Linked DNA regions of Mus musculus: regions 2, 3, 4 and 5 are each linked to region 1. Evidence: chromatin loops called from intact Hi-C (ENCODE). Cell type or tissue: heart. All regions are shown on one strand. Region 1 holds the start of Eva1c (eva-1 homolog C (C. elegans)). Region 2 overlaps Eva1c (eva-1 homolog C (C. elegans)). Region 3 holds the start of Cfap298 (cilia and flagella associate protien 298). Region 4 holds the start of Synj1 (synaptojanin 1). Region 5 overlaps Cfap298 (cilia and flagella associate protien 298).

Region 1 (4,000 bases):
GAGGTGCTCATTAAAGTCTGAAAAGATGATTCAGCCCATAGCATGAATGAGTGAGTTTGGTCCCCAGAGTGCATGCAATAAAAACCAGGGCAAGGTAGATAGCTTGTAATCCCCAAACAGAGGGATTACAGATAAAGACATGTAGGTCTCGGGGCTTACTGGCCAGCAAGCCTAGCCTTCTCCGAAAGTTCCAGGGCAGTGAGAGACCCTGTTTCAAAAAGAAAAACAAGTGGACGGTACCTGGGGAATGACCCTCCCCCCCCCCACCAAGTTGTCCTCTGGCCTCCATGTGCATGCCCACACGTGTACCCCACATACATTCCCATCAGATAGACATGCACTTGCTTAGCTAAGCCTTCAGAACCTGAGTTGGGGCCTGTCAGAGTCTCTGAGGCAGGAGACTTCCATCTTTTGTGCCGACTTCTCTGCTCCAGACACCTTAGACTTCCCATTCTTCTGTGGAAGCATGCTCCTCTCAGAGTTTAACCTTCAGGTCCCTCTTTCTTCCTTTTTCATTATTATTATTATTGTTATTATTATTATTATTATTAATGTGTACATGTATGTGTATGCATGTGAGTGAGGAAACAGAGAGATATCCAATTCCCTGCAGTTATAAGCAGTTGTGAGCTGCCAGATGTGGGTGCTGGGAACTGAACTCAGGTCCACTGCAAAAACAGTCAATGCTCTTAACCACTGAGCATCTCTTCAGCTCAGGTTTCTCTTTCCAAGATCACACACCTCCAGATCACTGGTCTTGTTGGCTCGAATGTTGTAGTCAACTCTTCCTGTCTTTTCCATCTGTCTAATGATAAACATTTCCCTAATGTCTACACTCCCCGCCCCCAGCCTGCCTCTCACTCTCCTGTGCTCTTTAAGCTCCTTGTCTTTTGTGAGGATTCATTCACTTGGTGTGGTTGGTCCAAGGTCTTGTCTTCCCTGGTATAGTGATGACTCCCGTGGACCGAATACCTTCTGTGTGTCTCAGGCTGTTTCACACACATCTCCTGCATCACCTGGTCACAGCCTGACAATATGGACGCATGGAGATGCACTCACAGTGTCAGAGACATCTGGAAGCTTCTACAGCCCCAACAGCACAATGCTGCCTGCCCCCATCCCTCAGGGAGCACGGTTCCCTTACTGGGCCCGCATCTTCATGCCCTGCCAAAGAACCTGACACACACTGGTAGCCAATCTAGATCTAGATGAGGGGATAAGATAGACGAATAGGAGGGACCCGAGGTCTGCACACTCTTTCTCCAGTGGTCTTTGTGAATTGAGCAACCTTACCTACTCTTCCAGCCTTAGTTTACCCAACATAAGACGTTCATATTAAACTTATATCCCATGATTATTGAGGCTGTGTTTTTAAAAAAGATTGTGTGTGTGTGGGGGGGGGGGCAGAGTAGAGTTCGAGTTCGTGGGTCCCCTGAGAGAGATTCAGGGTGGTTGCAAGCTGCCAGCGCTGGGTGCTGGAATCTGAACTAGTGTCCTCTGGAAAAGCAGCAAGTTCTATTAACCGCTGAGCCATCTCTCCAGCCCAAGGCTATGCAAACTGGGTCTCTCCATACAAACACCAGTATTTAGCATTTTCTTCCCACCCTCAGGATCTCAATTTGGGCGACCTAGCCCCCCGAAGGATGTGTGGCTGTCATCCTCCTAGAATCTAGTGGTCCAGCTCTGAGACAGTGCCACAGGGAGGCAGAGTGTCCTCTTGTTCTGCTGGCCTGGCCTCCGCACTCTGAGCTCTGCTCCCAGAGCAGGGCGGGGCTGGAAGCCTAGACCCGCCCTTGGGCCTCATTATCTACGTTTCCGCGTCAGGCGCGCTGGGTGAACTTGGCAAGCCCTCCCGGCGGTGGATGGGGAACACTTTGTGCCGAGCGCCCGCCCGCCCGCCGGGCCCTCCTCCTTCCCACCGGCGCCGCGGGGCCTGGACGCCTGCGCTGTTCTTAGGTCTGGGGTCTCTCGAGTGCCTAGCACCTGGCCCCGCAGCTCTGGACTCCCGCTCATCGTCCCTGGTGTCATCACCGATCTATTGGTCTACGGGTGTCCAAATGCGTAGACACCGCACGTAGTCAACAGGGTCATATAGATGCCGTGGCCCATTTTAAAACAAAGCTCAATTATAAGCGCTCAGCCGCTGTTTATTCCAGCCCAGTTTCAGATCCCCGAGGGCTGCTGTCAACTAGCACCCACAGGAAGCTCCATCCGAGCAAAAGGAACCTGGCTCGGAGCCTCGTGACTGGTTTGAGACTACCAGCTCCCTCAGGTCCGGACTGCTAGAGCCTAGGCAGATTTCTATGGTGGGCAGAAAGTTGAGGACCCAGTCTCCCATTCAGTGCGATCAGACGTACTGCGTGCTTGGTGGCTGAACAACAAGCGCTGAAGGTGGCAGAGACGGTAATGTCTCTATCTCCGGGACCTCACCTCCCACCCCCCTTCCCACGATCTCCGCTCCCCTCTAGCCAGGGCTGTACGCTGCTGCCTTGGTTCTAAAGTGCGTCACGGACGGGCACCAGCCGCGCTGCTCCACCGGCCTGGGTGAGGTTGGCGCCGAGCCAGCGCAAGCTGAGCCAGCAGCTCTTGACCATCACCCCGCCTAGAGACACCGGCGTGGAAAGCGCTCAAGCTGCGCAGCATCGGGTCGCTGCTGGAGACGCTCTCCGCTTTGGGCTCGGCGCCCCCGATCGGCCTCGGCCAAGCTCCGGAGCACGAGGTGACACCCCCTAAACTCCCTAGGCTGGCTCCCTAGGTTCATGGAGCCAGGAAGATTTCTTCTGAAGAAACTACGCCTCGGCCTCCCTGGGATCCTCGCCCCGCCCCGGGTCTCCGCCCCCTCCCCTTGGCTGGGGATCCCGGACCCGGCGGCGACCGCCTAAGAAGCTCCAGCAGCCTGGACAAGGAGGCGGCAGGGGGCCGGGAGCTGGTGGCTACAGACTCGCCCCGCCATGTGACGCGGTCCTCCTTGCCTGCGATCCCAGCGCCAGCGCCCGCGCCCAGCCGCGCCGCGCATCATGCTCCTGCCAGGACACCCGCGTCCACCACCCGCGCCCCAATCGGCGCAGAATCAGGGCCTCCGCAGGCAGGTAGAGCCTCCGGGGCAGCTTCTGCGCCTGTTCTACTGCACGGTCCTAGTGTGCTCCAAAGAGACCTCCGCGCTCACCGATTTCTCTGGTAAGAGCGCTCTTGCTTGCCTCGAGCCCGCGTTCCCCTAGCTGTTGCCCAGGTGAGTGGCCTCTGCATGGGGCACTACCTGGTTGGATTAAAGTTGAAGTGTTCTCCCTAACTAGTTATCTTGCCTCGTGGGAGCCCTTGGCATCTAGGTGGTGGTAGCAGGGAAGTCAGCCCTTATTAAGGCCGGGCTTATTTCGAGTTTCTCTAGGCTCTCTTGACTTTTGTTAGTTTCCTGGGCATCGGCGACGCAGCCCTGACCTTTGCATGTTCACCAGAGGACCCCTAAGCTGAGCCCGGACCCCTAAGCTGAGCCCGGACCCCTAAGCTGAGCCCGGACCCCTAAGCTGAGCCCGGACCCCTAAGCTGAGCCCGGTACCACGCCCAACTCTGGAAGATTGCCGTGGTCTGGACGAAGGGTTGCACTTGGCTGGCCACTCACACGATAAGGGTGCGTCCCAACCAGACTCCAGGGTACCCATGTAAGGAGACTTGTCCAGGGCACGTTGGACAGAAAGTCCAAGCCAGCCTCGAGGGGGGGAGCCTGGGAAGACTGGAGGTCTGGTGGAGATGCCCGGAGACTGATAGAAGCTGACAGAACAGAGACTGGACTCAGAGGCATGACTCTCCAACAAAAGGTGGCAGCACCCCCCCCCCAACACACACACACACACACACACACACACACACACACACACACACACGACTTTCTCCTGCCAAGTCAAAGATCAATGTGCTCTTTGGCGAATTCCTACCTGACCTCTGAGCAAAATACCTTAGCAAGGTGTGAGGCAAGGCTGCAGGTGGCAGTTAGTTGTGGGGATGG
Region 2 (4,000 bases), 56 kb after region 1:
CATGGTAGATTTCAGTATGCGTGTGTGCCACACTTAAAGTCATTGATTCCATTGTGCTGTGATACGCACCCCCCAGGGATGCCCAGTACCTGGCAATCAATGGAACACACTCTCTTAGTGAGTACAAGGGCATGAGAGTGCTCACTCCTGCAACTGTGTTCTGGGACCACAGAGAAGATGGTGTCCAAGCATGGAAAGGCAGGGGCCGAGGTGGTCAGAGTTGGTTGCATAGCCCGGGTTTGTATGGGATAGGACTTCCCACTTCTATCTGTTTCATGCACACAGATAGTTGTATTCATTTGGCATAGCATAGAGAAGGGTAACCGGGTATTGCTTGATGCCCAAATCAATGGCTGGGGCATGTCAGGCGGGGACACATAGCTTACTGTATCCATCCAGGGTTAAGCTGGGGCAGCCCACACTGGAGCCTCTCTTGACTTGAGGGTATGAGGTCGCTGGATACTGAGGTTTTTTTTTTTTTTTTTTTACCAAACCCTTTAAATTTTCTCCAAAATTCTCTGCAACATCTCTCTAAGTCCTGCCCACCGCTCAGTCCCAAATCCACTACCTCAACCACACATTCCTAAAAATCAACCTGCGTATTCACTTCCTATTGCTCTGTAATAAAACGCTCCACATCTTAATGGGCTTCGATAAGACACGTATCATCTTGCAGCCTCTGTGGGGCAGGAATTCAGGGGCAGCTGAGAGCAGAGTTTCTTGCTTTTGGTGCGGGGATGCCTCCCGAGGTTACGTCTCTGGTTGGAGGGCTGTGCTCCCAAGGTGGCCAACCGATAGGGGGAAGTTGGCACCGATGGGGGAGAGGTTGGCACTGGTTGTTGGTCACAGGCCCAGGGTGCTTTCGTGAAGGGGTAGCTGGCTTCTTCTGGGAATGGGTGTCTATGAATAAGAAGCCAACCACCTCTCTTCTGCCATACTGTGTAGACCAGGCTTGGTGCATGTGGGAAGAGGGCGTTCATGGACATAAATTCCTAGAGAGTACTCTGGCTGCAAACTTGAGGACTATTTGGGAGACTCACTCTGAAGTCCCTCCTGCCAGTACCTGAGATGTGCCTATATTTACGGAGAGGACCTTTAAAGGGAAGGTTAAGTTGATGTGGGGTATTTTAATCAGGTCCTGAACAATCTGATTTGTGCCTTTATAACAAGAGGAAGCCAAGAGCCCAGCATGTGCAGTGTGACAGCCACATGAACACAGACAAGCCAGCCAGAGGCTCCATGGAGCCAGCCCTGATGGCACCTCAGTCGTGGACTTCCAACTTCCACAACTGTCAAGAAGCAGGCTTCTGGGTGTGCGCCTGGGGGGAGGGGTGCACTGCTGCTACCCTAGCAAATGAATATTAAAGAAGGAAGTTGCAGCTAATAAGTGACAATGGAAAGTGACATCTTACCAGTTCTGTGGGGTTGGACAGAATGAGGTCTGAGTTCTCTGTGTTGAGGGTGGCCCAGCCAGAGGCATTTCTGAAAGATCTTGGAGTGAGCCAGGCCTGTTACCACTAAAATTCATCTGGGAGAAGGGAAAAGGAAAGACAGGGGTGAGTTCAATGAGCCATCGCTGGCCCTCTGAGCGCCAGCCAAAGCAGCCCTTTAACTTGAGCTGGGCTGGGGGTGGGGGAGCCTTCCCAAAGAACGGGCACCAGGGTGTGCCTCCGCCTCGGTGTGTCATTTCCTGCTATGGTCACATTTTCTGGGTGGGCTCCAGGCATTCTACTACTTCCTTAATAAGAGAATGAAAAACCACACAATGGACCTCAAAGGCTGGGCTAAGGCTGTCCCAAGGCCAAGTGTGGGCAGGCCTGGGCTTTTTAGCCAAGATCAAGGTGCCAGGAACTCTCCATTGCCAAGACAGGGCCACTTAAGAGCAGCCAGCCCAATTATCTAAATAAACACAGGCTTGCAAGAGTGATTAACTTCAGACCTAGTGTTAAACAATTGCCAAAAAAGTAAGAATTCAAGTGGTGGAATATCTTGTTATCACATGTATTGGGGAGGAGGGAGCCTGGCAGCAACAGAAGCAAAACCCATGTGGGCGGGAAATAACCACCTTTAAAGAAACGACAAAATCCTGGGAATGGTTCGGAGCTCAGCATCAAGCAGGGCACAGCCAGCCAGCCCTGAGTCAGACCTGAATTACCTTGGCCACTTCCTGAGGTCACGGCTAGGATAAAGTCTCTGGAGATGAGATAAAGTCTTTGGGGGAAAGATAAGTTCTGTGGCCTAAGCACTGTTGAGAGTCTATCAGCAGTGGTCCTCACAGCTTAGATCTGGGGGGTTGTTTTCTTTCTTCTATCAGTCTTAAAGACTATATCCAGGATGGACGACGGATGGCGCTCAGGGAGGGGAGCTTGCCCAGCACGCACCAGGCTCTGGCTTTGATTCCAGCATTGCATAAACTGGGCATGTTGGTGCATGTCTATAATAACAGGACCTGGAGAGATGGAGGCATTTGGGGCAGAAGTTCAAGGCCATCCTTAGCTGCACATTGAGTTTTATGCCAGCCAAGGCAACATGCAACCCTGGCCGAAGAAAACTCTAGTTTTTTTTTTCCCACAGATGGTCAGGCATCCATGTCTTCATCGCTAAGAGAACATACACTTTCTAGAATATTCATTTCCATCAGCAGTATACAATGGTCCTGTCTCCCTAAATAATAGCCTGTCAATGTGTCACAGCATTCATGCTTTAGATCTTTGACAGGGCAATCGATGAGCACGAATTCCCATGGAAAGTCCCGTATCCGCCTACAAATATTTAGCTCTAAGCAGGTTCCATGTGACATTGCTTACTGTGTTAAAAAATGGGAAAAACCCCAGATGTTTCCCCTGGGTGTTACAAGTGGATGAAAATCAGGGCAGCCTTTAAAAGCAAAGCTGATGAGGTTAGAGAGAGTGGCCAGTGGTTTGAGCGTGTAAGGACTCAAGCCCCAGGACCAGCCCAACTCCCCCTGGCCGCCACAGGCACCAGCGTTTACACGCACATACCTACACGCTGACCTTCACACATCCACATAATTCAAAGTAAAAGCCTGAAATTAAATAAAGCTTATTTGCATATTTCCAAACATGTTAATAAAGGGGACAAGCCACATGCAAAGTTACATATGCGTAGCCCCATTGAGGGAGACAAATATTTACACAGAGAAAAGTGGCAAAAGAGAGTACTTTAATCTTTTTATATTTATCTATTTTAGTTTATGTGCACCAGAGCTTTGCTTGTGTATATAGACATGTTTGCTTGGTACCTGTGAAGATCAGAAGAAGGCATTAGATCCCTGGAACTGGATTTACAGATAGTTGTGAGCCACTGTGTGGATGCTGGGAACACAACCAGCTCCCCTGCAAAAGCAGCCAGTGCTCATAACTGCTGATCTGGCTCTCCAGCTCCACCTCCAGGGTGCTGGGATTGTGAGCCTATGCCTTTAAGAGCTCAGAAAGATGCTCTTAAAGATGAACTGGCGGGGAAGGTCTCCTTCCTGACCAGTTGTATTTGCTGGGGATTTTCCTCTCCAGTGTTGTTTTGTTATTATTTTAAAATATGAACTCTTGTATAACTTGTAAAAGAAATAATGAGACTAGTATATTTAAAACCTCTGATTAAAATTTTAAGCTCATACAGGCACAGTCTTCCTTGTATAGGCAACTTCTGCAAGAATCACATTTCTCTGTGCTCTCTGGAGAGTCACATCCATTCATGGTCTCTGGAAAATCAAGGACTTTAGTACTGAGAGAGGGGAAGTTAGAGGAAAGGGGTCTGGTTTTAGTCTTTTGTGTATGCATGTGAATTGTGGCTTAGAAGAAACAACTTCAATTTTTAAAAATTTGTGTATGTGTGTGTGTGTGTGTGTGTGTGTGTGTGTGGTGCCATGTGTGTGCAATACCCAAGAAGACCAGAAGAGGGTGTCAAGATCTCAGTGTGATCAACCAAACTTAGGTCCTCTGGAAGAGCACAGAGACTCTTAGTTGTTGAGCTATTTCTCCAG
Region 3 (4,000 bases), 100 kb after region 1:
TGCAGTGTGAAACCCTTGCCAGGGCTGAGATCAGCTGTGACTAAGAAAATAACAATATCGTTAAGACAAAAACCTTCTGGGATAAGCTTCCTGAGGGTCAACGGACAGAGCTGTTGTCTAGAGGGGGCCAAAGCCCGCTCATGCCTGCAGCCAAACTTGGCCAAGTGTATGCACCTTCCAGATGGTACTGATTGTGAGGGCATGAAGAGTCATGGAGAACAGTAGAGGCTGGGCATAGGAAGAGGCCAGGTCAAACTTCAGTTTCAGGGAAACCCCAGGATTGAAAGGATCATGGAGAGAGGCTGAGGCCTGGCATCATGATGCAGGGTGAGAGAGCCCAAAGAGAGGCCAAGAGGCAATCGGTGCCATTGGTAAGGGGAAGCCTGCGGTTCCGGCAGTTTGGAAATGCCAACACCATGGGATGACCACCAAGGACAGCAGCAGCTACGGAGTGGAGCCAGCCTCAGCCTGTGAGATGTGTTCTGTGGGCCCTGCAGAGCAGAGGGAGCGGAGAAGACCCTGAGTCCCGCACCTCTGACAGCGAGCTTCACAGGGCTGCACTTCAGTTCTCCTTCCAGTGCGAGTGCGCTCATGGTCTTCCCTCTTGGAGTGAGATTAGGTCTTTTTACAGGTGCCCGGTAATGGATATTACAGAGAGGTTTGAACTTTGAAAGAGACTGCATTTTTAAAGTGAAAAAATTTAAAAGCCTGTGGAACTTCTGAAAGTTGGAATTTGTTTTATATTGAGATATCCATATTAATAAGGTCTTGGGGATAAACAAAAAGGAGAGGGTTATGGTTTCATGGTGATATGTCGATTGGTGTTGACAAGGAAGCAATTGGTTCTGCTTGGCTTTTGTTGACCTGGCATGAACATAGACGTATCTAGGAAGAAGGAACCTCAACTGAGAAAATGTCTATTTCAGACTGTTTGTAGGCAAGTCTGTAGGTAAGGCATTTTCTCAATGACAGTAAGGGGGGGGGGGGTAGCACTCTCCGGGTGGTATCACCCCTAGGCAAGTGGTCCTGGGTGGTATGAGAAAGCAGGCTGAGCAAGTCGTGAGGCGCAGGCCAGGGGCAGTGATCCTCCATGGTATTTGCTTCAGTGCCTACCTCTGTGTAGATTCACCCATGCAATTCTTGTTTTTTTTTTTTTTTTTTTTTTTTTTTTGAGACAGGGTTTCTCTGTATAGCCCTGGCTGTCCTGGAACTCACTTTGTAGACCAGGCTGGCCTCGAACTCAGAAATCCGCCTCTCTCTGCCTCCCAAGTGCTGGGATTAAAGGCGTGCGCCACCACCGCCTGGCTCACCCATGCAGTTCTTACATGCTGCCCCACACTTTCGGTTTATGATGTTAAAGACCCGGAGGTTCCCCCCACCCCCTAAATGTTTTACTTTTAATATGTCATTTAATATTGAGCCTTCTTTGAAAGCAGTTAAGTTTGATTATATATATAAAACGGGTCTTAAGGCGTTCTCTATAATGTAAAAATCATGTGTTTCCTAGGAGACAGAAAACAACACCAAGGCTCTCCCGGTGAGAACTTTCATGGGCGGCTTCAAAGCGAAGAGACTCAAGGGCCAGGGCTTTTAGCGTCTCAAACTGTCCCCCTTCCCTGCAGCCACCACTCACTCCACCCTCACCCTTGACAACTCCCACCGTCCCCGATCCCTCAGCTCCGTCCCGCCACCTTTCGACCCAGTACGTTCGCACTTCCCGGAAGCCCAAATCCCGGCTTAGCTCAGCCTCACTTGGCATCCCGGCTGCTCTCCTCCGAGTCGGCGGTTGGCTGGCGAGCCTGGGTTTCCTCCAGCCGTTGGTCTTTCATCCCCGGTCAACCCTGATGCTCCTTTCCCACCCCGGGCTACGGCAAATCTCCCCAAATCCTCGCGACCCCGGGCGCTGCCCCCTGACCCCGAAGCCGCCGGCCTCCCTTTCCGCACCTGAGCAGAGCCGGTGCACCTTCAGCCGCCCGTTGTAGACGCGGGCCACCTGCGCCGTGAGCTCTTCCAGCTCCGTGCTCCCGGGCGCCTGCAGTAAGAACTGGCTCTCGTCGCCTCTCTTCACGTGCAGCACAACCATGGCTGCGCCAGAGGCGCCGCCGAGGTGGCAAGGCTGCGGGGCAGGGACCACGAGGCCCGAGCCGGGTCGGCCGGACCCACACCAGCCTGAGATTAACCGCTGCTCCGAGGAGGAACCGTGGAACGCGGCTCACGCTTCAGCCCGGAGGGATGAAGAAAACGGCGCACGCTCGCGGAAGTGGCTGTTGCCAGGGGCAACAGTCAAACATTGAGCTCGTGCCCAGTTAGAACTCGCGCCTGGAAGGCCGGAGGCGCTGAAGAACAGGTTGTGCGGGCCGCACAGTCGCCGCTCCCGGAAGTAGCTGTTGCCCGGGCAACCAAAACCCAAACTAACAGCTAGAGGCCTGTGCGGACGGTCCGGGGACTCGGGAGATGTCCGCTGGAGGAGCATGGCGACTCCTGGATTAAGAATGAGAGCGAGCGCTGGGCACTATGGGAGCATAGCCGCCGCCAAACTCAGACTGGTTTCGCGCAGGCACGGATCGCTTCCGGAAATGCCTTCTGCTTTGGGTCTCCGGTCAAAAAGTGGGGAGCGCTGCTGCTGTGCAGAGCTCATTTAGTTCCACAGCTGTCTATCGCCCGTCCCATGGAGTCTCGGTCCCCCACAATCTCAGATAGGGCAAGCGGGCGCAGCGCTGTTCTTCCAGGGCGCTCAGACACAGCTGAGGATCCCATTTTAGTGTTATAAAGAGAAAACAAATGGATGGAAGAAAATCAAATAGAGGAGTAAAGAAAATTAGCAAAGAAAATTAACCTGTGCTTTGAAATGATCTCAAACTCATAGTTTCGCTAAATGGTGAGGGTTTTTTGTTTGTTTGTGGTGATGGCACATTAAATTTTTTACTTGCCAATGGAAATTCCTGGAAAGAAGCTGTGTAATAAAAACAGCAGTGATGTGGAGAGGCTGTGAATCTGCGGGTCCAGACTGATTACCTTGTCTCTGTTAGCTATAGCTCCTAGAACAGACGTCCATTGCCCTCCTATGGGTCAGAAATAACTTGCATATAGGCTCTGAAATCTATAAACGTAGCTTTCACTAACCCAAAAGTTAAGAATATCGTCAAATAGCATCTGGTAACTAAAGAAAAACTTCGTCTTACTGTATATGCCTCTCTGGCATTTCCACCAATGTATTTTAAACTTGCCATGACTTACGACTTTGTCTTAGAGAGCTACAAAACTTTGTGAACATGGAATTTGGGGTAACCCAAATCTGTCATGGTCATTCATTCAAATTTGGCTTCAGAATAAACTACCTCTTATTCCCTGCATGTATTATGTGCACACACACACACACACACACACACACGAATGTGGGAGTGCACACATGCATAGAGAGAAAAAAAAACCTCTTCCCTTTTGAGTAAAGAAGTCAGCTGGTGATAAAGACATATTTATTTCATATGACAGCACATCTCACAAGATATGTACAGAATGTATACCAGCAACTTTAATACTGTACTTCTATAAAGTATATAGTTATAAATACTGTATGCCACATAAGCGATAAACCTCTTACATACATATAAACAGCAATCTACTAGAGAGAACAGAGACTCACAGAGATTCTTAGTGTCTGTTTTCTGCTTTGACCAGACCTGGCAAATACACACGATGTCGAGTTCTTTGTAGCAAACTTTAACTTGCTTTGTGCGTTTCAGCAGCTACCAGACTTCCTGACAAGGCAGAGCTATTGCTCTGCAGACATTACAGTGGTTCACACCTGAGGGAGTCACTGCTCAGGGCTGCGATCCACACTGCTTCAGTTTTCTAAAGTGGATTAGCTTGCTAATGGGGAGTGGATACCATACACACTACTCACACAGATGTTACAGCCACAATCTCAACAAGTTAATTCACATTTTGAAGCACACTGCTCTAGTAATACTGCAGTTTAAAAGCTACTACTGTTGAAATG
Region 4 (4,000 bases), 180 kb after region 1:
AGCACATATGTCACATGAAATATTTTAGGAGCTGTCTGCAATTCTTATTAAAGATATAAAAGCTTAGGCTGGAGAAGCGGATGGTCAGCACTTGCCTAGAGTGACTGAAGCCCTGAATCTGACCCACCAATACCACACATGAGCACAAGGGACACCTGAATAAATAAATAAACAAATAAGGGTTTGATGTATGATGCACAGATCATACCATTCCTATTAAATCTGACTAACAAAATTCTGGGTATAACAGGAGATGCAAGCTGTCTTATTGGGTTAATGTGATAAAGACAAAATTGCAACACCATTTTACAAAAAGATAAACTTCTAGAAGCAGAACAGATGGAAAACAAACTCCCAGCAGCAAAATCTGCACCGCCCTGCACCACCATCACCCCAATAAAAACCCTAAGCTATCTCAGTTTACAGAAAATAAGGCTTCATTCAAATTAAGCCAAAGCACAAACCCGTACGCTAAAGCTCAGAAGATCAAATTCAGGGAGAAGGTTCTCAAGAACCTTTTTTTTATAAACTGTTGAACTCGCGAGTTACAACCAAAACAGAGATCAGAATCGGGCAGGTGAAAACACGTGACTTACAGAGCACAGCCACAGCCCCAGACTCGAACATGAGACATTCTTCCTTATGCCTAGTTTCCACTATGAGGCTGAACGGTGGGGGATCCAATTTGTGGTAGATTCGAAATCCTTTGCTGAACGCCATTCTCCTTTCTTCAGAGGCAGCCCTGTGGAAACCAAGTCAATGCACCTGAGGTTTCCTTCTGCTGCAAGGACTGCTAGGCGTCCTCCTGAGGTCCCTCACTGACAAGTTTGATGGGGGTTGGGGGTAGAGAAAAAGAGAGCTCAGGGGTGAACGGTTTATTCCAAAAGATAAGGCGTCACCTTTTTTTTTTTTTTTCTTAACCAAAAGGCAAAAGGAAACGCGTCCAGTTCTCAAGATACGGCAGGACAAGGCAGGGGTTTTTAGCACCGTCGGTCCTGATTTGGATAAGGTGGATTTCCCATTTAATTTATGTTTCCCCAAAGGGAAAATCTGTAGCGTATTTTCAGTTGGGGTTGTTTATCGGCTTCCTGCTTCACGATCTGTCACTACGGGAAGGGAACTGATGGGGAAACTTCAAGCCGATCCCTAGGCGGAATGGGCAAGGGGATGGGAGGGAAGGTTAATCAGGCTGATTCAAAGCTCCTGAGGGGGCCGGAGAGGGACGGGATTATCACACCGCGGACTCTCCAGGGCGGCGGCGAAGGGCAGGGAAAGCCACACAGGTGACTGCCGCCTCCTGCCCAGTCACGAAGCTCACCGTGACGAATGGATCCCACCGCCACTCAACGAGATCCCGGGGAGCCGGGGGGAACTGAGGCACCGGGCGCTTCAGCGCCTCCATTACGCACCGCCAGAGATACCCGGGAGCCTGTGCCGACGGGGTCCTTTCCCGCCCGCTGGGTGACAGCCGCTGTCACGGCAAGCCACCCGCAGCCCCGGGGTCTCCACACAACCCGCCGCCCTCGGCCCTCGGCCGCCTCTCACCGCTTGCGACCCGGCTGCGACGGCCGCCACCGCTCAGGAAGCGTCCACCCGGCCGGCCGGCTGCCCCTGGGTAGAGCCCGGGCCGCTCCCCGCCCCCCGCCCTCCCGCCCGCTGCCTCACCTCTTCCTCCGGCTCCTCCTCCTCCTTCTCCCGCAGCCTCCGCCGCTACAGCCGCCCGAAGCGTCACTTCCGCTCCAGCAGGTCCAGCTCTTCCGCATTGCGCCGCTGCCCAGGCGGAAGGCCCGCCCCTTAGGGTGAAAGGGCGGAGCCGTTTCCGCCCACGCGGGACCGTGCTGCCGAGCAGGGCGCTTACTGGTCACCGGGTTCCTGCGGCCGCCGCGTCCTGGGTCCGTGAAGCGAGCCTCCGTCGCCCCGGGAGTGGGAAGGTGGCACGGCCAGGGGAGCCGGCAGAGGGAGGGTCCGTCCTCCTCGCGTGGAGCCCTGTAGCTCTGCCCTCCCCGCGGGCGACAGGGAGGGACTTCAGGAAAGAGCTGGGGGAGCCCGTGTTGATTCGTGCTCGAGTCGGGCATCAGGACCACCCCCTGCCGCCTCCGCAGACCTGATGGGCGATGGGCGAGTGCGAGGCGGGGGACGGTGTGCACCCCGCGCCGGCTGGGTGGCGCTCGAAGAGCTGTCCATGGTGTCTGTCGTCAGGGAGGCAGCAGGAGGCTGTTCCCTGGCTGTTTCAGTGTGTTCTCCGAGCTCCAGGGGCGATGGAAGAGTGCTCAACCGAATGCAGTGGAGAGTGGGGGAAGCCAGCAACCAGAAACTCCAGGCAGTCAAACAAAACATGGCTGTCACTGTCGATTTGCCAGCCGTGGAATTTTATAACTAAGGGCATCACACTGTTTCAAACTATCTTTTTAAACGAGACATTATGTCTAAAACTTGTGTCCAGCAGAATTATTCTGCCTATACTTCAGAGACAAAAATGGGAGGACATTGTAGTCCCTGGGGCTTTAGAGAGGAATTGAGAATCCAAGGAGCACGGCAATCATGTTCCATTTGCCTTTGCTTTCCCCTAGCCTCTTCCCCTTTTTACTTTCTTCCCAAAAGCACAATTTAAATATGACGTATTGCATAAAAACATTTCCTCTAACATGCTGTCATGTGACTCAACGCTTCTCTATTTTAGAGAAGACAAATCCACCCTAGTTTTAAAATATTAAAAGCAAACTAAACACAAGAGAAGCCACCTCCAGCCAAGGAGATACACACTTGGATTCAGTTCTTAGATCTTTTCACTTAGTCTCCTAAGAACAACTTTTACTTTTTTGTTGTGGTTACAGTAACCACAAGCTTATAATAACAATTGCTTGCTGTGAATTGTGGTTAGCCATTTTTCCCTCCCAAGAAGTGTCCATTTCAGGTGGGGACAGTCCTTTAAATAAAACAGGGATGTTTGAGAGTGGGATTTTTCTTAAGTGTGATGACTGTATATGACATGCACCGACAAAAACGGGTTCAGGAGAGCTGGCCACTGAATTGTAGTACTTTGGAGGTAGCTTTTGTTTTTTGAGACAAAGTAGCACAGAGCCCAGGCTAGTGTGCCAACCATACCTGGTTTACGTGGTGACAGACTGAACCCAAAGCTTCATGCGTACCAGGCAGGCATTCTACAAGCTGGGGGGCATCCCCAGCCCTAGGGATGAACCTTTTTATGACAACTGAAATTACCCCAAGTGGAGCTGTAATCAAACTTGCTTACCCCATCATTCTTTTCACACCAAGAATCCCTGTGAAACTACACCAAAAACTCTTTGTCAAGGTGGAAATCATGGCACTAAGCGCTTTCTAAAGCCAGCCTTCTGCCTATTCTTGGTATCCTGAACTAAGAAAGCGGAGGTCCAAGCTTCTGTTATAATGTCTTTCTTCAAATTAAGCTAAAGCAGCAGTGGTAGGTCTTAGCTTTCCCAAGTCCTTTCAAAATACATTTTTAATTATAAAATAAACCCAAGATTTGAAAAGCATACTAGTGACCTTTGAACATTCCTTATTGTCCCTTTTCTATTTATTATTGTTACAACATATCCAAGTAGCTGCACGTTTTAGCAAACCAGTGTCTATAGTAGACTAACTCAAAATATATAGGCACAGTCTAAAGCTTTGCAAAGAAGCCAATTGTGCTGACTGGAACTGAGCAATGGTGAGGCTGTCAGAATGCTCATACCCTGATTCTTGTCGCTAGCAAACGACAGATGACTGGGTGACCCGAGTCTAAAAAAGTTTTGGATATCTGGTAGACTGTTGTGGTTATACAAGAGACCGAGACGAAATCACAGGTACCGTTTGTTACAAAGGAGGCAGAGGGGAATCAGGTCCCCATGTAGGGGCATGAAGACAAATGGTAGAATGGAGAATTATGACAAACCCAGGTGCACCAGAAACCACTAGAATCTATACGTTGAGCTGAGAACCTTTATAAGATACATGATTCCAGTGACAGTTATTTCCA
Region 5 (4,000 bases), 95 kb after region 1:
GTTTGTCAGCTAGGTCAGCTCTGAGCCTAAGGTGACTGCTGGAGTTTCTGCCTTTACATATGTATTCTAAATTAGAAGAAAGGAAGAAACCATTTCAAATACTTTAACAATTTTAAATTCTCTCTCTCTCTTTCCCTCCCTCCCTCTGTGTGTGTGTGCGTGTGTTGCATATGTGCAGGTGCCATGGAGATCAGAGGTGTCAGGGTCAGACCTCCCTGGAATTGGAGTCCCAGGTGACTGAGCTATGAGTCATGAGTACTGAGAATAATCCTCCCCGACATGGCGAGGGGCCCTGGAATCTCGTCTCACCCTCTCTGAAAGGATGAGACTGGTAGGTTCTGCTAGGTTCTGGATAAGGAAGGAGTCAAAAGGCCGAGATGCAATGTTACAGTACTCTGAGCAAGTGGCAGATAGCTGTTAGCTGGACGGACATTCGCTGCAGCAGAGTGGCCAAGGGACAAGGTGGTCCTGTGACAGGAGTCTGGCTAGACACTGGCAGCTGGATGGCTTAAAGGAGTTTAAGTGGCATCAAAATTTATTACTAGCATTCTTGATCATAGAGAAATATTCAAATTGTGTCAAAAGACAGAGCCACAGCTGGCTGGTACAGACATTGGCTACTTCAGAACCCAAAGATGTACCAGGTCAAAAAGAAAAGAAACACAAGGCTTCATTTTCAGTCTGCACGGTCAAGGTGAGGTCTGCCGAGAGTCTCTCAGAGATTCAGCAGCCATGTAACCCAGCTGAGACACTAGGTGGGTAACAGTGTGGCCATCTGCCAGGGGACCCTTCTTTATGGATTATTATGGAGGGGGACCCCCCCCCGAACATTTGGCTCTCAGTGGGGTCTGAAGCAGAGGACGAGAAGGTTGTGCGTTGCTGTTTCTTTCCTCAGAATGAGAAGCGAGGCTTGGGATGGTGAGTCCTGTCCCTTACATGAAGCAAGTGTCACTGTGAGGCCACGGGCAGCACCCATGTCTGGTAGCATCGATGCCAGTTTCTAATCAACATAGTTTCTAAAAGTTCTGCTGAGATCACATGCCTTGACTCACTCTCCCGTGTAGTTCTGAGCATGAATCGTCTACACACAAATGGGCAGAGGCAGGTTCCCCAGATACAACTCGAGGCTTTAAGAACAAACGTCATTCAAGGCCAAAACAATCCAAGGAAAAACTTAAAAATTATAATCAAAGGAAGGGGGAATAGATGCAAATCTGGATTTTACAAAATTTGATCAATTGAAATAGCAGGACCACAAAGTGGCTAGCTACATCTGGCTTTGAGAAGTGGCCTTTTGGGGCCCCCTCTGGTGAAGTAGCTTGGGAGGCCAAAGTTTCTGGGAGAATCTCAAGGTGCGGGGCTCAGCCTCACAGCTTTTCCTGGATGCCCAAGTCTTCCTCCAAGTGGAAACAGGGACATCTAGCTAGCTTTACTTCTGAGGATGAAGCCAGGCAGAACAAGTGGCTTGCTCTCATCCCAGATGTGGGGTGCTGGCTCGGGGAAAGGCTGCCTTGCATCAGGCAGGACCTGTCCAGGGCCAGCTCCCCTCGCTCCTACTGCTCCTTTCAAGGCTGTGGTGGCTGGCCTGGGGTGCGTAGGTGGGAGGGGCAGTGAGTGGGAGGAGCGTGGGACAGGAAGTCCAGCGCAGGGAACAGTACTATGCTTCCGTTCCCTTACAGGGCGCAAGAAGAATTTCCTCTTAACTGAGCCAGCATCCTGGAGGCCAAGGTCAAGGGTAAGTGTGTCTCTAGGACACTTGTAGCTGCAGGGAGCAGCCTGGGTGTGCCTCATTTGATGGCAGCGCTAGGTGTTGGGGGTTACAGTGGCTTAGGGGGAATAGTGACTTTAAAAAGGCCCAGTGCCCCAGTATGTCCTGCAGGTGGTCACAGGCGCACAAACCTGTTGTCATTAGCCTGATGGTGTACAGCACAACCCAGGGACAGCAGGCAGCTGAGCCTGCAGTTGGTGTGGCCATCCCCAAGCACAGCCACTCTGTGCCAGCGTCACAACGCCTTTTCCCAGCCTGTTTAGTGAAGGAGACTTGAATGGTTAACTGAAGAAGGGTCAAGGTGCCAGGTTAGCCTAGTTGGCTACCAACCTGAACCACGGGTGGCTTCTCCTGGCAGATAAGGCCAGGGGGTAGCCCGGAGCCAAGCTTACCCTTGAGGGCTAGCACAGTCAGATATGACAGTGGGTCCACCGAGTGCAGGGTTCCCACCCTTCCTGATGCTGTGACCCTTTAACACAGCTCCTCATGTTCTGGTGACCCCAACCATAACATTATTTCATTGCTACCTCATAACTGTCATTTTTCTGTCATGAATCGTAATGTAAATGTCTGACATGCAGGACATTTGGTATGCAACACCCGTGAAAGGGTGGGTCAACCCTGGGCTGAGAACCATTGCCCTAGTGTCTTAACCTAAAGCCAACTCAGAATTCAACCCATCCACATGGAGAATGACAAGACTGCAGCCAGCGGCCTCTAGTGGCCATGACGGCTGAGTTCCACATCAGCTACGGACCAGCTGGCTATCTTGCTACAGAGGAAACTCAGATCCACTCCAACACAGGCACACACAAGGTAAGGGACAGGAAAGACATGGCTCTCATGACACCAACAAGTTAAGTCCTTAGATGTGACACAGCTGTCCTAAAACATTCTCTTTTGAATGTGTATTTATTAAGTTCTAAAACTGTGAATGACTTATTTCAAAAATTCAAACTAAAGGAAAACCAGGAAGGTAGGAATTTGGTGGGTTGAGGTTCTGACAGTCAAGTGTTGGCTTCACCTGGGCCGCCACTTTATGTCTTTTACGCCATGAAAATGTCTTTTCAAAGCCGTGTTGTCAGCCCACGGGGAGTTCAGACAGGAGTCATCGTCATTCTCTTCCAGTTTCTGGAAATAAACGCGCCTTACTCAGGACAACACTTCAGAGGTAGTTCATATAGACTGAGGGAAGGACCCGGGTCACTTCCTGCCACCCCAGCACGCCCCTGCCAGTAGTGGGACCCCCACGGTCTAACACTGGAGACAGCCTTGGAGAGCTGGAAGGCCTTCCCCAGCACTGTGTGGATGGATGGTAGAGGGCCCGGCCCGTGGGGGAGGCACGGGATGCACGGTGTGCCCAGCTCCACTGCCCCTGCCACCCAATGGCTACCTTGAGCTCCTCCTGTCTTCTGTGGTAGAACAGCATCAGCTGCTTGTGTTCTTCACTGCTGATGACAGGCTCCCGGGCTGGGGCACCCTGCCCTCTCTGCAAAGGCAAGGGCAGAGTCAACAGGGCGCCAAGACATTCTCTTTGCAGGGACATCAGAGAGTAACAGGTTTATTCTATAGCTGTCTCTGCTAACAGCTAAGATGATGGGCTGCTAAGCCACTGTGGGGTCGGGCATGGGCATGGATATGGCTGGCGCCCTGGATTTGTAGTGGACACCATCTATATCATGGTCCAGCACAGACAGGGTGATACTCAGAGTCATAACTTAGGAAACAGAAATCTCCAAGCCTTGTTCCCCAAAGTACGCAGTAATGGTTCAGGAGTGTGCCCTAGACACCTTGGGTGAATGGCTCCCCTTGCCTCCCACCCTTTTCTGCACACAACAGCAGCAGCCTGAAAAGCCCTATAACCCCGGTGGGCTGCATTGTCAGTATGAGGACATTTCTGTGTGTAGACCTGCTTTTCAGGTCGAAACAACATAGAAAGGAAATTTCTACTTTAAACTGGGCTAAAGTCCACACGGGGTCAGAGGACACAGGGTAAGGTCCATGCGGGGTCAGAGGACACAGGGTAAGGTCCACGCGGGGTCAGAGGACACAGGGTAAGGTCCACGCGGGGTCAGAGGACACAGGGTAAGGTCCACGCGGGGTCAGAGGGACCCACAGTACTGACATGGGAAGCAGAGGTGCTCACCTGCTGGATCTTGACGATGATTTTGGTTTTCTCATTTTTCCCCACATAGTCAGAAAGCTTCTTTGTTCTTCTCAGCTCCTTGGCGG

The links. A loop is a pair of places that touch in the nucleus more often than their neighbours do. Peaks named below come from ENCODE experiments on the same cell type or tissue, not always from the same donor. Only the 100,000 strongest peaks of a DNase experiment are listed, where the experiment ranks them.
Region 2: it touches region 1 in a loop (2.5-fold over the local background); 4 of 42 quality-filtered maps call a loop at or near these places.
Region 3: it touches region 1 in a loop (3-fold over the local background); 24 of 42 quality-filtered maps call a loop at or near these places.
Region 4: a loop joins it to region 1, with 2.6 times the contacts of the local background. A loop is called at or near these places in 2 of 42 quality-filtered maps.
Region 5: a loop joins it to region 1, with 4 times the contacts of the local background. A loop is called at or near these places in 25 of 42 quality-filtered maps.

Annotation. Positions count from the first base shown.
Region 1 is chr16:90,828,256-90,832,255 of GRCm38, forward strand. It overlaps Eva1c (eva-1 homolog C (C. elegans)), which reads left to right and starts at 2,604. Exons shown (of 8, transcript NM_001199210.2): 1 at 2,604-3,177. The coding sequence starts at 3,018. In heart, a CTCF peak has its summit at 1,699; DNase peaks (open chromatin) are centred at 1,816, 2,556, 2,856 and 3,616; H3K4me3 peaks cover 2,452 bases; H3K27ac peaks cover 1,910 bases; H3K27me3 peaks cover 1,105 bases.
Region 2 is chr16:90,884,229-90,888,228 of GRCm38, forward strand. The region is part of intron 4 of Eva1c (eva-1 homolog C (C. elegans)); the gene reads left to right. Among named protein-coding and RNA genes, the nearest start is that of Gm36363, 35 kb to the left of the region's middle. In heart, no CTCF peak of the experiment used is centred here; a DNase peak (open chromatin) is centred at 1,703; H3K27ac peaks cover 903 bases.
Region 3 is chr16:90,932,638-90,936,637 of GRCm38, forward strand. It overlaps Cfap298 (cilia and flagella associate protien 298), which reads right to left and starts at 2,212. Exons shown (of 7, transcript NM_026502.2): 1 at 1,945-2,212. The coding sequence starts at 2,083. Synj1 (synaptojanin 1) reads right to left here. Exons shown (of 32, transcript NM_001164483.1): 32 at 3,460-4,000. In heart, no CTCF peak of the experiment used is centred here; DNase peaks (open chromatin) are centred at 1,764 and 2,444; H3K4me3 peaks cover 2,286 bases; H3K27ac peaks cover 1,571 bases.
Region 4 is chr16:91,009,428-91,013,427 of GRCm38, forward strand. It overlaps Synj1 (synaptojanin 1), which reads right to left and starts at 1,881. Exons shown (of 32, transcript NM_001164483.1): 1 at 1,666-1,881; 2 at 597-742. The coding sequence starts at 1,763. It overlaps 4930404I05Rik (RIKEN cDNA 4930404I05 gene), which reads left to right and starts at 1,822. Exons shown (of 3, transcript NR_028368.1): 1 at 1,822-1,892. In heart, no CTCF peak of the experiment used is centred here; a DNase peak (open chromatin) is centred at 1,834; H3K4me3 peaks cover 2,537 bases; H3K27ac peaks cover 1,432 bases.
Region 5 is chr16:90,923,184-90,927,183 of GRCm38, forward strand. It overlaps Cfap298 (cilia and flagella associate protien 298), which reads right to left. Exons shown (of 7, transcript NM_026502.2): 5 at 3,915-4,000; 6 at 3,162-3,257; 7 at 2,628-2,899. The coding sequence ends at 2,789. Among named protein-coding and RNA genes, the nearest start is that of Cfap298, 9.7 kb to the right of the region's middle. In heart, a CTCF peak has its summit at 2,491 (motif pointing left); DNase peaks (open chromatin) are centred at 1,628, 1,988 and 2,478; H3K27ac peaks cover 357 bases; H3K27me3 peaks cover 696 bases.